2 separate regions of the Homo sapiens genome follow, and region 1 is linked to region 2. Evidence: read pairs that join two places in POLR2A ChIA-PET (ENCODE). Cell type or tissue: OCI-LY7. All regions are shown on one strand. Each heading gives the region's core, and the rest is flanking DNA. Links, peaks and the distances in the headings are about the cores only.

Region 1 (7,568 bases), core at 1,439-6,438, 810 kb after region 2:
TCTCTCAGACCACAGTGCAATCAAACTAGAACTCAGCATTCAGAAACTCACTCAAAACCACTCAACTACATGGAAACTGAACAACCTGCTCCCGAATGACTACCGGGTACATAACGAAATGAAGGCAGAAATAAAGGTGTTCTTTGAAACCAACGAGAACAAAGACACAACATACCAGAATCTCTGGGACACATTCAAAGCAGTGTGTAGAGGGAAATTTATAGCACTAAATGCCCACAAGAGAAAGTAGGAAAGATCTAAAATCGACACCTTAACACCACAATTAAAAGAACTAGAGAAGCAAGAGCAAACACATTCAAAAGCTAGCAGAAGACAAGACATAACTAAGATCAGAGCAGAACTGAAAGAGATAGAAACACAAAAAACCCTTCAAAAAATCAATGAATCCAGGAACTGGTTTTTTGAAAAGATCAACAAAATTGATAGACCACTAGCAAGACTAATAAAGAAGAAAAGAGAGAAGAATCAAATAGACGCAATAAAAAATGATAAAGGGGATATCACCACTGATCCCACAGAAATACAAACTACCATCAGAGAATACTATAAACACCTCTACGCAAATAAGCTACAAAATCTAGAAGAAACGGATAAATTCCTCGACACATACACTCTCCCAAGACTCAACCAGGAAGAAGTTGAATCTCTGAATAGACTAATAACAGGCTCTGAAATTGAGGCAATAATTAATAGCTTACCAACCAAAAAAAGTCCAGGACCAGATGGATTCACAGCCAAATTCTACCAGAGGTACAAGGAGGAGCTGGTACCATTCCTTCTGAAACTATTCCTATCAATAGAAAAAGAGGGAATCCTCCCTAACTCATTTTATGAGGCCAGCATCATTCTGATACCAAAGCCTGGCAGAGACACAACCAAAAAAGAGAATTTTAGACCAATATCCTTGATGAACATTGATGCAAAAATCCTCAATAAAACACTGGCAAACCGAATCCAGCAGCACATCAAAAAGCTTATCCACCATGATCAAGTGGGCTTCATCCCTGGGATGCAAGGCTGGTTCAGCATACGAAAATCAATAAATGTAATCCAGCATATAAACAGAACCAAAGACAAAAACCACATGATTATCTCAATAGATGCAGAAAAGGCCTTTGACAAAATTCAACAACGCTTCATGCTAAAAACTCTCAATAAATTAGGTATTGATGGGACGTATCTCAAAATAATAAGAGCTATCTATGACAAACCCACAGCCAATATCATACTGAATGGACAAAAACTGGAAGCATTCCCTTTGAAAACTGGCACAAGATAGGGATGCCCTCTCTCACCACTCCTATTCAACATAGTGTTGGAAGTTCTGGCCAGGGCAATTAGGCAGGAGAAGGGAATAAAGGGCATTCAATTAGGAAAAGAGGAAGTCAAATTGTCCCTGTTTGCAGACGACATGATTGTATATCTAGAAAACCCCATCTTCTCAGCCCAAAATCTCCTTAAGCTGATAAGCAACTTCAGCAAAGTCTCAGGATACAAAATCAATGTGCAAAAATCACAAGCATTCTTATACACCAACAACAGAAAAACAGAGAGCCAAATCATGAGTGAACTCCCATTCACAATTGCTTCAAAGACAATAAAATACCTAGGAATCCAACTTACAAGGAATATGAAGGACCTCTTCAAGGAGAACTACAAACCACTGCTCAGGGAAATAAAAGAGGATACAAACAAATGGAAGAACATTCCATGCTCATGGGTAGGAAGAATCAATATCATGAAAATGGCCAAACTGCTCAAGGTAATTTATAGATTCAATGCCATCCCCATCAAGCTACCAATGACTTTCTTCACAGAATTGGAAGAAAACTACTTTAAAGTTCATATGGAACCAAAAAAGAGCCCACATTGCCAAGTCAATCCTAAGCCAAAAGAACAAAGCTGGAGGCATCATGCTGCCTGACTTCAAACTATACTACAAGGCTACAGTAACCAAAACAGCATGGTACTGGTACCAAAACAGAGATATAGACCAATGGAACAGAACAGAGCCCTCAGAAATAATGCCGCCTATCTACAACTATCTGATCTTTGACAAACCTGACAAAAAGAAGAAATGGGGAAAGGATTCCCTGTTTAATAAATGGTGCTGGGAAAACTGGCTAGCCATATGTCAAAGCTGAAACTGGATCCCTTCCTTACACCTTATACAAAAATTAATTCAAGATGGATCAAAGACTTACATGTTAGACCTAAAACCATAAAAACCCTAGAAGAAAACCTAGGCAATACCATTCAGGACATAGGCATGGGCAAGGACTTCATGTCTAAAACACCAAAAGCAATGGCAACAAAAGCCAAAATTGACAAATGGGATCTAATTAAACTAAAGAGCTTCTGCCCAGCAAAAGAAACCACCATCAGAGTGAACAGCCAGCCTACAGAATGGGAGAACATTTTTGCAACCTACTCATCTGACAAAGGGCTAATATCCAGAATCTACAATTAACTCAAACAAATTTACAAGAAAAAAACAAACAACCCCATCAAAAAGTGGGCAAAGGACATGAACAGACACTTCTCAAAAGAAGACATTTATGCAGCCAAAAAACACATGAAAAAATGCTCATCATCACTGGCCTCAGAGAAATGCAAATCAAAACCACAATGAGATACCATCTCACACCAGTTAGAATGGCAATCATTAAAAAGTCAGGAAACAACAGGTGCTGGAGAGGATGTGGAGAAATAGGAACACTTTTACACTGTTGGTGGGACTGTAAACTAGTTCAACCATTGTGGAAGTCAGTGTGGCGATTCCTCAGGGATCTAGAACTGGAAATACCATTTGACCCAGCCATCCCATTACTGGGTATATACCCAAAGGACTATAAATCATGCTGCTATAAAGACACATGCACACGTATGTTTATTGCGGCACTATTCACAATAGCAAAGACTTGGAACCAACCTAAATGTCCATCTATGATAGACTGGATTAAGAAAATGTGGCACATATACACCATGGAATACTATGCAACCATAAAAAATGATGAGTTCATGTCCTTTGTAGGGACATGGATGAAGCTGGAAACCATCATTCTCAGCAAACTATCGCAAGAACAAAAAACCAAAGACCGCATGTTCTCACTCATAGGTGGGAATTGAACAATGAGAACACATGGACAAAGGAAGGGGAACATCACACACCGGGAACTGTTTTGGGGTGGGGGGAGCAGGGAGGGATAGCATTAGGAGATATACCTAATGCTAAATGACGAGTTAATGGGTGCAGCACACCAACATGGCACATGTATACATATGTAACAAACCTGCACATTCTGCACATGTACCCTAAAACTTAAAGTATAATAATAAATAAATAAATAAATAAAATGTAACCATTAAAAATGAGACTAAAATCATTTCTACTTATTCATTCATAAGATTGTATTTCTATAAAATTCAAGGTCATTTAATCTAAAAAACTATCAGAATTACTAAGAATAGAGTTCAGTACTATGGTTATAAATAAATATGTGAAACTAGCTGGCAAGGATGTGGTAAAACATATAGACCCATATGCTGTTCATAAGAATTTGAGTTGGTACAACCACTTTGAAGATAATTTGGCAATATGCATCAAGAGTCTTAAAACGTTCATACAAAAAAAGTTAATACCCCTTGTGGCAGATACTATTACTTTCCCAAGAGCTGCTCGTTCCTGCTAACAGAACCTAGCAGCTGAGGCTAGGCACAGTGGCTTATACCTGTAATCCCAACACTTTGGGAGGCCAAGGCGGGAGGATCACTTGAGGCCAAATGTCAGAGACAAGCCTAGGCAACATAGGGAGAACTCATCTCTATAAAAATAGAAAATGGAAATAGCCAGGCATGATGGCATGTGCCTGTAGTCCCAGCTACTAAGGAGGCTAAGTCAGGAGGATCACTTGAGGCCAGGAGTTTGAGGTTGCAATGACCTATGATCACACCACTGCACTCCAGCCTGGGTGGCAATGTCCCCAGCCTTGATGCAACCAGGGTAGTCCCGTTATCTTTGCCAGAGATAGGTCTAGGAGTGGGTACTTGACTTAGACCATTACAAGAAAGTCTGTTGGAGACTTCTTTTTCCCTTTTGAGACAGAGTCTCGCTTTGTCGTCCAGGCTGGAGTGCAGTGGTGCGATCTCGGCTCCCTGCAACCTCCACCTCCTGGATTCAAGTGATTCTCCTGCCTCAGCCTCCAGAGTAGCTGGGATTACAGGTGTGCGCCACCATGCCTGGCTACCACATATACATATACATATATATATTCATACACACACACACACACACACACACACACACACACACATATATATATTTTTTTTTTTAGTAGAGACAGGGTTTCACCATGTTGCCCAAGCTGGTCTCAAACTCCTGGGCTCAAATGATTCTCCCACCTCAGCCTCCCAAAGTGCTGGGATTACAGGCATGAGCCACTGTGCCCGGCCCTGCTGGAGACTTTGATTCCTGGAAAGGGAGAGCTCTTAAGAATAAATCCCCTTTGCTCCCATACCTTCCTTTCCTCCTTGGACACTCTGTCAACACATTGGAAGAGAGAAAGCACCTGAGCTTTTAACAATATCACTGAGCCATTGCTCCAGCCTGTATAGTTTTTCCTCTAAACTTACATCTGAACACATAGTAGGTATCTACCATTCATAGACAACTGGCATCTTTTTAATAACCGCTTGATATTTTGGCAGTCTCATGTGTCCTACCTTCCTGTACTACAAAGCCAAAGCCCACTTATCAGACATCCTCACTCTACACTGAGGACATGTGTCCCGGGTTCTGCCAATCAGACCCAACCATATGGATGGAAGGGGAGATGAATTGACAGCCATGTGCAAGCAGCTCAGTCTTCTAGTAGTATGCTGTTGGAGAAAACTGGTCCTTTTAGAGAATCTATGGCAGAGCTTCTGAAGACCAGCCCTGGGGTCATTTGTGCCAGTCAGCAGGCCGCAGCAGCACCGATATTTCACTGGAAAGTCCCATAATGGGGCAGAGCACTGATCCTAGCAACATCATTCCTTGCTGTCATATCCCAACCTGGTTCTTTGCACCCATCCCCCAAAGTGGCTAAGTATCTTCTATAAAGACTCCTTTCTCCTTAAACATCAAGGTCTAGAGAAAGTGGATTCTCTCATTTGCAAATAAAAACTCTAACCTATAATTCCACCTCTGGCAATCTATTTCAAAGAAAATAATCCAAAACCTAGATAGAGGCCTATGCATAAGGATGACTACTGTTGTTTTACCTGCAATAGTAGAAACAAAATTAAAACCTGTCCCACAATGAGATTCTTATTAAGTAATTTGTAATAAAGTCACTTAAAGTCTCTATTATAAAATGTTTGTAATAACATGGAAAACTGCTCAGACAATAGTGCAAAATCCTATGTCGTCTGATTAGCCACATTAATAGCAACAGGAGCCCCATAAGCATTTCCCCCACTTGGGTGATGGATTTGTCACATAAGTGCCTCCTGCGGGAAACACCTTAAAGGGATGACTCACCCAGCCCATGGGTCATCCCATTGTCCTGAAAACTGCCTTCCCACACCACAAGTGTGGGTCACGGCAGCCATGTGTGCACCTCAGAAGCACATCTCCCTGGCCAGAGGTGACAGGACCTATTACCTGGGAAGATTACCTGCCCCAAGGTGGGTCAGTGAGAATCTTCTCCAGGTAGACTCAGTTATTAACTTCCTCGTGGGACTGGAACTGAGAGCCAAGCAAAGCTCAAAGAGTGTGGGGGTGGCCATCTTCCCCGTTATGGCCAGAGAAAGCTGGTCTACAGAGAAAAAAGAGGGGAGGAGAGAGAAGAGAGGAAGTGGAAGGGGGGAGGGAGAGAGAAGAATCGAAGGGAGGAGAGGGAGGGAGCAAGGGAGGAAGTGAGGAAATTGACAACTTTCCAGGTTCTAGTCTCCGCCCATTCCCGAGCTCCAGCTTCCTTCCTGGTCTCAGGCTCTGAAATCAACTCCTATGTCTTTATAATAATTTTTGCCATGAACTAGTATAAGTGGGCTTCTGTTACTCAAGGACAATTTTCTAACACATTTCTAAAGGTGAAATCTCAGGATGGCAGGAGCACTCTGAGGGCACCTCATTCAGCATCCCTGACTTCTCTCCACCTCAGCCTTCATCTTTCAGAGGCTGCCACTCATAGCTCAGTCTGCACATCCAAAAGCTAGAATTACCCCAGGCACGTTTGGCCAAAACTGCTTGGCGGGCTCCCTTCATCATACTGATCAGGGTGAGAAACCAGAAGAGAACAGGAATGAGCCAGAGTCTAAATCATCTGCAGAAGGATGGGCTTGCCTTTGCTGGAAGGAAAACAAAAGTTTGGAGCTGGAAGTTGTTTAAATGGTCTTGGCCAGAGCCAGAGAGAAGAAAGCCAGCCCAGAGATTGAGCATTTTGAAGAGAAAGCAGAGAGCTCAGCAGTTGCTAGAAAATCCAGGCATCAGGGAAATAAACGGGTAAGAGAGAACATTTAGGAAATTTGCCAAATAACTCCCCATTGGCAACCCCCCTAAGGAAACCTTCAGCAACTCTGTTCATGACCCTCACAAGGCTTCTAGGGCCTTGTGCATTTCCTTTAGATGCATAATTGTACTGAGATTGTATTAATAAAAGGAGGTCCAGTTTTCTTTCAATTATACAGTAGGGAAAGTGATTTATTTGCTACTTAGGGTATTGAGGATGATATTTGGTGGTTTTTAATCTTAAAAATAAGAGGAAAGGGAGCTAGAGGAAGGTTTGGACATCTCCTGAGAAAAGTACTGCCGGCAACTACACATTCAGACTACTCCCCAGCATGCAGAACAAGCTGTGGTGTGCAGAAGGGCTCCAGCCGTCCTTCTGCACCATTTGCAGTGGAACCTCTCCAGGAAGCTTGTTCGAAATGTAATTCAATTAATGGTGATGAGTTGACTGCTGATCACAAAGATTAAAGCCTTTGCGGATGCAGAAAATTCAGGCGCCCCCACCCACTGTCCTGGGCAGTGATGCAGCCTCACTAGCTGACAATGAATGACTACTCTCTCCTCTGTACTGTTAGGATCCCTGTCACTAGAGAGGCTACGAGCTTCCCATTCAGCACCCACTCCTGCCACCTCCAGAGAAACCACTCAAATCCAGAAATACCAAGGCAGTACTTTGTTCTGAGACTCAGGCTTTCCATGTGGCCTTCTAGGACATGAAAAAGGAGAATGGGCTACAGAGAAAGGACTTTCTGGAAGGTCATAGTCATGTCTGTACATGTGAAGGCAGTTATTATACTCCGACAAGCATCAGGAATAGGGTTGTAAAAAGAAATCTCTATCTTCTCTCCCCTATCCTATTCATTCAGAATCCTTCGGGTCTCTTTCTATTCTCTCTTCCTCTCTCACACTCTTGACTCCTTGATTATTTGGAGAATCCTATGATGTTTGTATAAAACAATGATTGTCATAAAGAATTTCCCAGACAGTCTAACAAACACATCATCTGCACCCTCATACACATGTCCCAGCCTGCCAACCTGCTCTCCAACCCTCAAAA
Region 2 (7,568 bases), core at 1,662-6,661:
AGAGATACACAGACGGTTCCTCAACCTGAGAGCCATTTGGTGGGAAGTACAGATGGGGTGCACCCATCCCCAGATGTGTTATATGCATTAGCTAATGGGCACTGCTGTTGAGAGACTGCTTGGCCATTTGGGGCAGCTGGCTCAGAAGGCACGTCCCTCGGATGTCTGCAGCTTCTCAGCCAGAAACCCGTGAAAAAGTTCCATCTTTCCCATAGGCTGGGAGCCAGTCACACCCTGGGTATAATGCCGAAGGAGAAGGGAGCAAGACTGCTGGTGGGACATGGTTGTCCCACAGCAAGACTGTTGGTGGGACAGGGCTCCGACTGCCCTGGCCCTCTGCAGAGCCTCCTGAGTAGGTAAGGTAGTGGCTGGCTCTCTGCTCTGGATGATTTCTGTTGACCCAGTTCTGGGAGTGGTTTCATGGCTTGGGGAAGAGCCAAGAACTTCACAGAAAGGACTACACAGAAATTCGTGACAGCCCCAGGGCCTGCTTGGGACTCTGAGGGCTGAATTTTTTTTTTTTAAATCTTGGGGAGAGAGTTTTGGTTATGGTCCCCAGCAAAGACAGCCTGGGAGATTTCTTCTACCAGCCTCCGTGAGGAGTTCAGATCCTGGGTCCCTCAGCACAGTCCACATCTGAGGCTGTAGCTGTGATGAACTTAAAAATCAATGCTGCCGCCCAACCCCTTGGCTTCAGAAGTGCCCTTGGTTCAAATGTTCAAAGCAGCCCTGAGTTATCTTCGCGGCTTCTCCAAATTCCTCCACTACTCTAGGCCCCGAGGAAGGAAAATGTTAATCCATCTCAGACTGCCAACTCCCCCAACCCCAACCCCAACCCCAACCACCCTCCTTCTGCTAGGCTGGAAACTTTGCAAACTGGAAAATGTCTGTGTGCTGGAGGCCAATGCCCCTGCTCCAGGCCTCTTGCTCCCCGACCCCAGGCCTCATCCCAAATCCAGTCCTCCCTGTAAAGTTCCAAAGCTCAAAAAGCTGCTTGCCTGTGTGCAGGCGGGCACGCGATGGTGGTGGGAAAGCACAGATGCATCTGTGGGCCTCTCCTCTGGAGAGATTTGCCTTTCACTGCCTGAGATGCAGCTGAGGAGGAAATGTTCCCTGATTCCTGACCTGGTAGATCAGCTGGGGCCATTGTGTGCTCTGGTTTATAATATTAATAGGAATACTAATAATACCTGCCATTTCTTGAGCACTTTAACTAGGTTCTTCACCAGGGTTGTTCAATTTAATTATCACAAGAGCCCTATGAGGTAGATGCTATATAGAATATAGTATATATAAAATAATATAACTTTTTTTTTGAGATGGAGTTTTGCTCTTGTTGCTCAGGTTGGAGTGCAATGGTATGATCTCGGCTCACTGCAACCTCCACCTCCTGGGTTCAAGCAGTTCTCCTGCCTCAGCCTCCCAGGTTGCTGGGATTACCAGCATAACTGGCTAATTTTGTATTTTTTGTAGAGACGGGGTTTCACCATGTTGGTCAGGCTGGTCTCAAACTCCTGACCTCAGGTGATCCACCTGCCTTGGTCTCCCAAAGTGCTGGGATTACAGGTGTGAGCCACTGCGCCTGGCCACTTTTCTTTTTTCTTTTTCTTTCTTTCTTTCTTTTTTTTTTTTTTTTTTTGAGATACTGTCTCATTCTATCACCCAGGCTGGAGTGTAGTGGTGTGATAACTGCTCACTGTAGCCTTGACCTCCTGGGCTCAAGTGATCCTCCTGCCTCAGCCCCCTTTAGTAGAGATAAGGTTTCGCTATGTTGCCCAGGCTAGGCTTGAACTCCTGAGCTCAAGCGATCTGCCCGCCTCAGCCTCCCAAAGTGTCAGGGTTACAGGCCGTGTTTTCCGAGATTCACCTGAAGACTCTAAACATGAGACAGAGGGGGTAGATGGGAAGAGAAGAAAGGGGAGGAGAGGAAGGGAAGAGACAGGGTAGGGGGTACAGAGACACACACACACACACACACACACACACACACAGAGCGAGAGAGAGAGAGGTGTGAGGCACATTTGGAGCCAACTGTGCTTCTACCAGTAGTAAGACCACTGATGCATAAGTAAGTGTTTCTTACAGATATGGGCCACGTGGGGCAAAGGGCTGGCCTCATAAACCTGCCCAGAAGGGAAAGGTGACCCTGAAGACAGATGGACCCCCAAATTCCTGGAGATTGAGGGAGGAAAGCAGCAGCCACACAGAGGAACCTGCAGCCAAGTGTTCCATTTGGGGTTCCCAAAGAATCCACAAAGCACCCATGAGGGGAGAGTTCAGGCCAGAGAAAACCCGCCTTAAATGTTAGTTGTGAGCAAAAAAAGGCAATGCTGGGTGACACCGGTAACAGTCAAATAATACCGTTCCTGCCCTCCTCCTTTTCCCACTGCACACATACCCAGTGTGGGAATCAGAATGTCTTGATGGAGGGGCACTTTGGTGGTAGCTGCTTTATCTGGAGCCTCTAGGATTGAAGTGGGTGGACAGCACACTGAACCATCCTGACAAGCACGATCTGTGGCCAGAAGCCAACTTCGGCCCCCACAATGCAGTCATGGTCCCCCCTTCACTTTCCCAGACCTAAGCCGGTTCACGTCCTGGAACCACGTGATCAACACGGTTCTTGGCCTTCTTGAGAAAGAAATCTGCAAAATGCCACAAATACATCCATATATATACTGCAAAACTACTCCTAAGCCTTGACCACTGGGATCTGCAGACACTGGATCTGAGGAATGAGGAAACAGGCAGTCCTTTTAGGGGCCGCTAGACACTAGATTTTAATTTTTGCTAATTCCTGGGAACTCAAACTACCCCCTTGGTCTACTAGTCAAAGGAAAGGTTTATGGTGGTGAGCTGATAAATGGAGTTTTGACCAAACTTCATCTCACACTGGGCCCATGGACTCACTCTTGTGATACTTCCTTAGTCTCTAGGTATCTAATTGGAATAGACATACTCTGCAATTGACAGAATCATCACATTAGCTCCCTGACCTATAGACTGAGAGCTATTATGAATTTTCCTCTTCCTGCAAGGATAGTAAGCTAAAAACAATATTGCATCCTTGGCAGGGGGTGGGGGGAGGATTTTAGAGAATAGCATCAAAATACAGGGATCCTGGAATCAAGAAGGTAAAAGTGAGCAAAGCTTCCTTCACTACTATACCTAATAACACACTCATAATTTTTGCTTCCTGACTTTGCAACTTTGGACTCAGCTAGTTTGGAAGTCTTGGTTTTCAAGGGAGAAACCAGGAAACACAACAATGACACCACAGAATTGGAAGTTTAGACTGCTACCTAGCCTCTAATGTTAGGCTGCTAACAGGCACAGATGGTGTTTACCATTTGTATTAGTTTTCGCATTGCTATATAGAAATACCTGAGGTCGGGTGCAGTGGCTTACGCCTGTAATCTCAGCACTTTGGGAGGCTGAGGTGGGTGGATCACCTGAGGTCAGGAGTTCGAGACCAGCCTGACCAACATGGTGAAATCCTGTCTCTACTAAAAATACAAAAATTAGCCAGGTGTGGTGGAGCATGCCTGTAATCCCACCTACTTGGGAGGCTGAGGCAGGAGAATCACTTGAACCTGGGAGGTGGAGGTTGCAGTGAGCCAAGATCACACCTTTGCACTCCAGCCTGGGCAACAAGGGCGAAACTCCATCTCAAAAAAAAAAAAAGAAAAGAAATACCTGAGACTGGATAACTTATAAAGAAAAGAGGTTTAATTGGCTCAGAGTTCTGCAGGCCATGCAGGAAGCATAGTGGCTTATGCTTCTTGGGAGGCCTCATGAAACTTACAATCATAGTGGAAGGCAAAGAGGAAGCAGGAATGTCTTATGTGGCTGGAGCAGGAGGAAGAGAGAGAGAGACAGAGAGAGAGAGGGGAGGAGCTACACACGCTTAAACAACCAGATCTCACGATAACTCACTCACTATCACAAGAACAGTACCAAGGGGAATGGCGCTAACCCATTCATGGGAACTTCACCCCCCATGATCCTGTTACCTCTCACCAGGCCCCACCTCCAACAGGGAGGATTACAATTCAACATGAGATTTGGGTGGGGACACAGATCCAAACCATATCACCATACTAGTGGGATGATTGATCCTGATTATCAATACATTCATTGTTTTGCTTAAGTTAGTTTGAGTTGGTTTCCTGTCCTTTGCAACAAAGATATATAGTAGGAGCTCAATAACTACTAAATTGTGAGTTAGTTTCTCTTCCATCTCTTTAGGTTGCTCCATGAATGGGCCACAGAGTAGCATGAATAATTCCCATTTTTTTCTATGGGTGAGAGGGTCCATTCTGACCCGGTTCCTGACTACACCTGGAAATGGAGTCCACTCTGAGGTGGGGTGGGGGCAAAGGGGAGTGCAACCTGGAGAGAGCAGCAGAGAATGGAAACAAACTTTGGTTGTTTTTTAAAACATGAAAAAAAATGTAGCAATTTCACTTCATGTTTAGTATCACTTTACATTTTATTCCTCTCCCCAAACACTCTCAGGGCCTCTGAAAGTTTCTGCAGTGCACAATTTGAAATTGCTTCTTTGTTTCATAACTCCAGGGATAGCTTGAGGTAAGAGTCAGAGCTCTAAAGGAAGTCACCTTTGTGCCCCCGCTTCTCTTTGTTACAATGCCCAGTGATGCTTACTTAATGGGTCGGAAATGAGGTCTCAGGTGTTTATGTCAGAGCTTTGAGAATCTTATCTGGTGGTGCAACTTTCACTCAAAATTAATGTGCTGCATGGTGAGGGGGATGAATAAACTCGTTAGGAGAGTGAACAGATTTCCTCATTGTCACCTAACAGCATTCATTGTTTGTGTGCTTAGAATAATGTCTTTTCTACAAACCAAATGGGAAAATGCCCTAATGTATTTCCCTGAATTTGGCCTGCCACTATTGTAAATTACCTTGCTTAATGGACTTTGATATTCTGTTATCTATTTGGAAACTTCTGAGCTCCTGGAGAACCAAATCAAGTGTCTTAGTCCCAGGAAGGGAAGGCAGGCTTAGAAGATTTACAGCTCTGTGAACATCATTATTGATGTTTGTTGTGTTTTGCAAACAACTTTCCTGTGGAATAAGTGCTTATGATGATGCTGCGGGCAGTTTTTCTGATAAGTCGCCCTGAAATAATGACTACCAGGGACCATAAATTCCCTTTGGAAATCAACATTCCAGGAAGGTATTTGGCAATTATTTCAACCCCACCCCCACCCCCACCTCAGCTGCTCGTGGGAACCCTGCCAAGTTCCTCAGCAACCTTCAGGGTATTTACTAAGGTCGCTAAAATAATCATAACAACAACAACTCCAACAACTCCAACTCACTCCAACTCCAACAGCACACATTTGTAGCTTACAGAGGGGTTCACAGACCTTATCTCACTGAAGAAATGCGGAAGTTGAGGCCCAGGGACACCAGCCAGTAGTGAGGGCTGCTGGAAACAGGGCAGGGCCCACTGTCTCTACTCTGTACTTCTGTGTTGGTTAATTTTATGTGTTGACTTGACTGGGCCACATGCCACCCAGATATTTGGTTAGACATTATTCCGAGTGCTTCTGTGAGGGTGTTTTTGGATGAGAATAACTTTTCTTATTTTTTGTTACTATTTTTTTCAAGAGTCAGAGTCTTGCTTTGTCACCCAGGTTGGAGTGCAGTGGCATGATCACAGCTCACTGCAGCCTGAAACTCCTGGGCTCAGGTGATCCTCCTTCCTCAGCTTCCCAAACAGCTAGGACTACAGATGTGCATCACCACATCAAACAAAGTTTTTATTTTTATTTTTCTAGAGATGAGGTCTTGCTGTGTTACCCAGACTGGCCTTGTTCTTTTTGAGATAGGATCTCGCTCCATTGCCCAGCCTCCAGGCTGGAGTGCAGTGGTGCGATCTCAGCTGACTGCAACCTCTGCCTCCCAGGCTCAAGTGATCCTCCCACCTCAGCCTCTGAGTAGCTGGGACTACAGGTACGTGCCACCATGCCTGGCTAATTTTTGTATTTTTTGCAGAGATGTAAGTTTCATCATGTTGCCCAAGCTGGTCTTGAACTCCTGGACTCAAGTGATCCACCTGCCTCAGACTCCCAAAATGCTGGGATTACAGGCATGTGCCACCACACCTTGCTGAGAATAACATTTAAGTAGTAGACAGAGTAAAGCAGGTTATCTTTTTTAACGTGGTTGGGCCTTATCCAATTAGTTGAAGGCCTGAATAAAACAAAAACGCTGACCCTCCCCCAATTAAGAATTCTTCTGCCTGATGGCCTGTGAACTGGAACATAGGCTTTTCCTGGTTCCACAGCGACTTCTGGCCTTTGGGCTTAAACTAGGACATCAGCTCTACAGATTTTGGATTTGCCGGACCCCATAATCATGTGAGCCAATTCCTTAGAAGTCTCTCTCTCTCTCAATCTGTCTGCCATCTCTCAGTAGCCATGTTCACAAACTCTTTATGTGTATATATGGCTGCTATTGGTTCTGTTTCTCTGGAGGACTCTGACTAGTACAGCCACTCATCTCATGTCATTAAACAATGTACCCCCACTGGCCCCCCTTGCCAGTCCCTGAGCTGAGGTGCAGGCTTGAGTGAGGGAGACAAAAGGCTAAGATTGCTTGTGAGAGTAAAGTGTTTTTAGATTTTTAAAAATTTAAATTGTGGTAAAATACAGATAAAAATTTACCCTACTGATCATTTTTTTAAGTGTATAGCTCAGTAGGATAATATATTCACAGTGCTGTATAAAGTTTTGATTTTAGCTGGACTAGATAAGACTCTTTAATACCTGAAGATAACATCATCCTTAGAGCCAAAAGTGACCCCAAATTATGGGATTTTCAGGGAGAGGAAAAAAACAAAAAAAAGCTCTTGCCTGTTTGCCTCGTGGAGCTGAGGCCTTTCTCTAAACCATGGTGGGAGCCAGCTGTAGAGCTGTGATAACAGCAAGGTCATGAGGAGCCACAGAACCGGAGGAGGGGCCACAGAACTGGAGGAGGAGACACAGAACCAGAGGAGGGGCCACAGAACCGGAGGAGGGGCCACAGAACCAGAGGAGGGGCCACAGAACCAGAGGAGGGGCCACAGAACCGGACGAAGAGCCACTGAACCGAAGGAGGAGCCACAGAACCAGGGGAGGAGCCACAGAACGAGAGGAGGAGCCACAGAACCAGAGGAGGAGTCACAGAACCAGAGGAGGAGCCACAGAACCAGAAGAGGAGCCACAGAACTGGAGGAGGAGCCACAGAACCAGAGGAGGAGTCACAGAACTGGAGGAGGAGCCACAGAACCGGAGGAGGAGACACAGAACCGGACAAAGAGCCACTGAACCGAAGGAGGAGCCACAGAACCAGGGGAGGAGCCACAGAACCAGAGGAGGAGCCACAGAACCAGGGGAGGAGCCACAGAACCAGAGGAGGAGCCACAGAACCAGGGGAGGAGCCACAGAACCAGAGGAGGAGGCACAGAACTGGAGGAGGAGCCACAGAACCAGAGGAGGAGACACAGAACCGGATGAAGAGCCACTGAACTGAAGGAGGAGCCACAGAACTGGAGGAGG

Evidence for each region. Peaks named below come from ENCODE experiments on the same cell type or tissue, not always from the same donor. Only the 100,000 strongest peaks of a DNase experiment are listed, where the experiment ranks them.
Region 1: POLR2A ChIA-PET joins it to region 2 with 5 read pairs; 2 of 35 experiments call an interaction of 5 or more read pairs at or near these places.

Annotation. Positions count from the first base shown.
Region 1 is chr5:133,128,913-133,136,480 of GRCh38, reverse strand. No RefSeq gene overlaps it. Among named protein-coding and RNA genes, the nearest start is that of CTB-49A3.2, 75 kb to the left of the region's middle. In OCI-LY7, for the core only: no CTCF peak of the experiment used is centred there; no DNase peak of the experiment used is centred there.
Region 2 is chr5:133,936,182-133,943,749 of GRCh38, reverse strand. The region is part of intron 3 of LOC105379182 (a long non-coding RNA gene); the gene reads left to right. Among named protein-coding and RNA genes, the nearest start is that of WSPAR, 26 kb to the right of the region's middle. In OCI-LY7, for the core only: no CTCF peak of the experiment used is centred there; DNase peaks (open chromatin) are centred at 2,049, 3,933, 4,649 and 5,429; H3K4me3 peaks cover 1,929 bases; H3K27ac peaks cover 4,474 bases.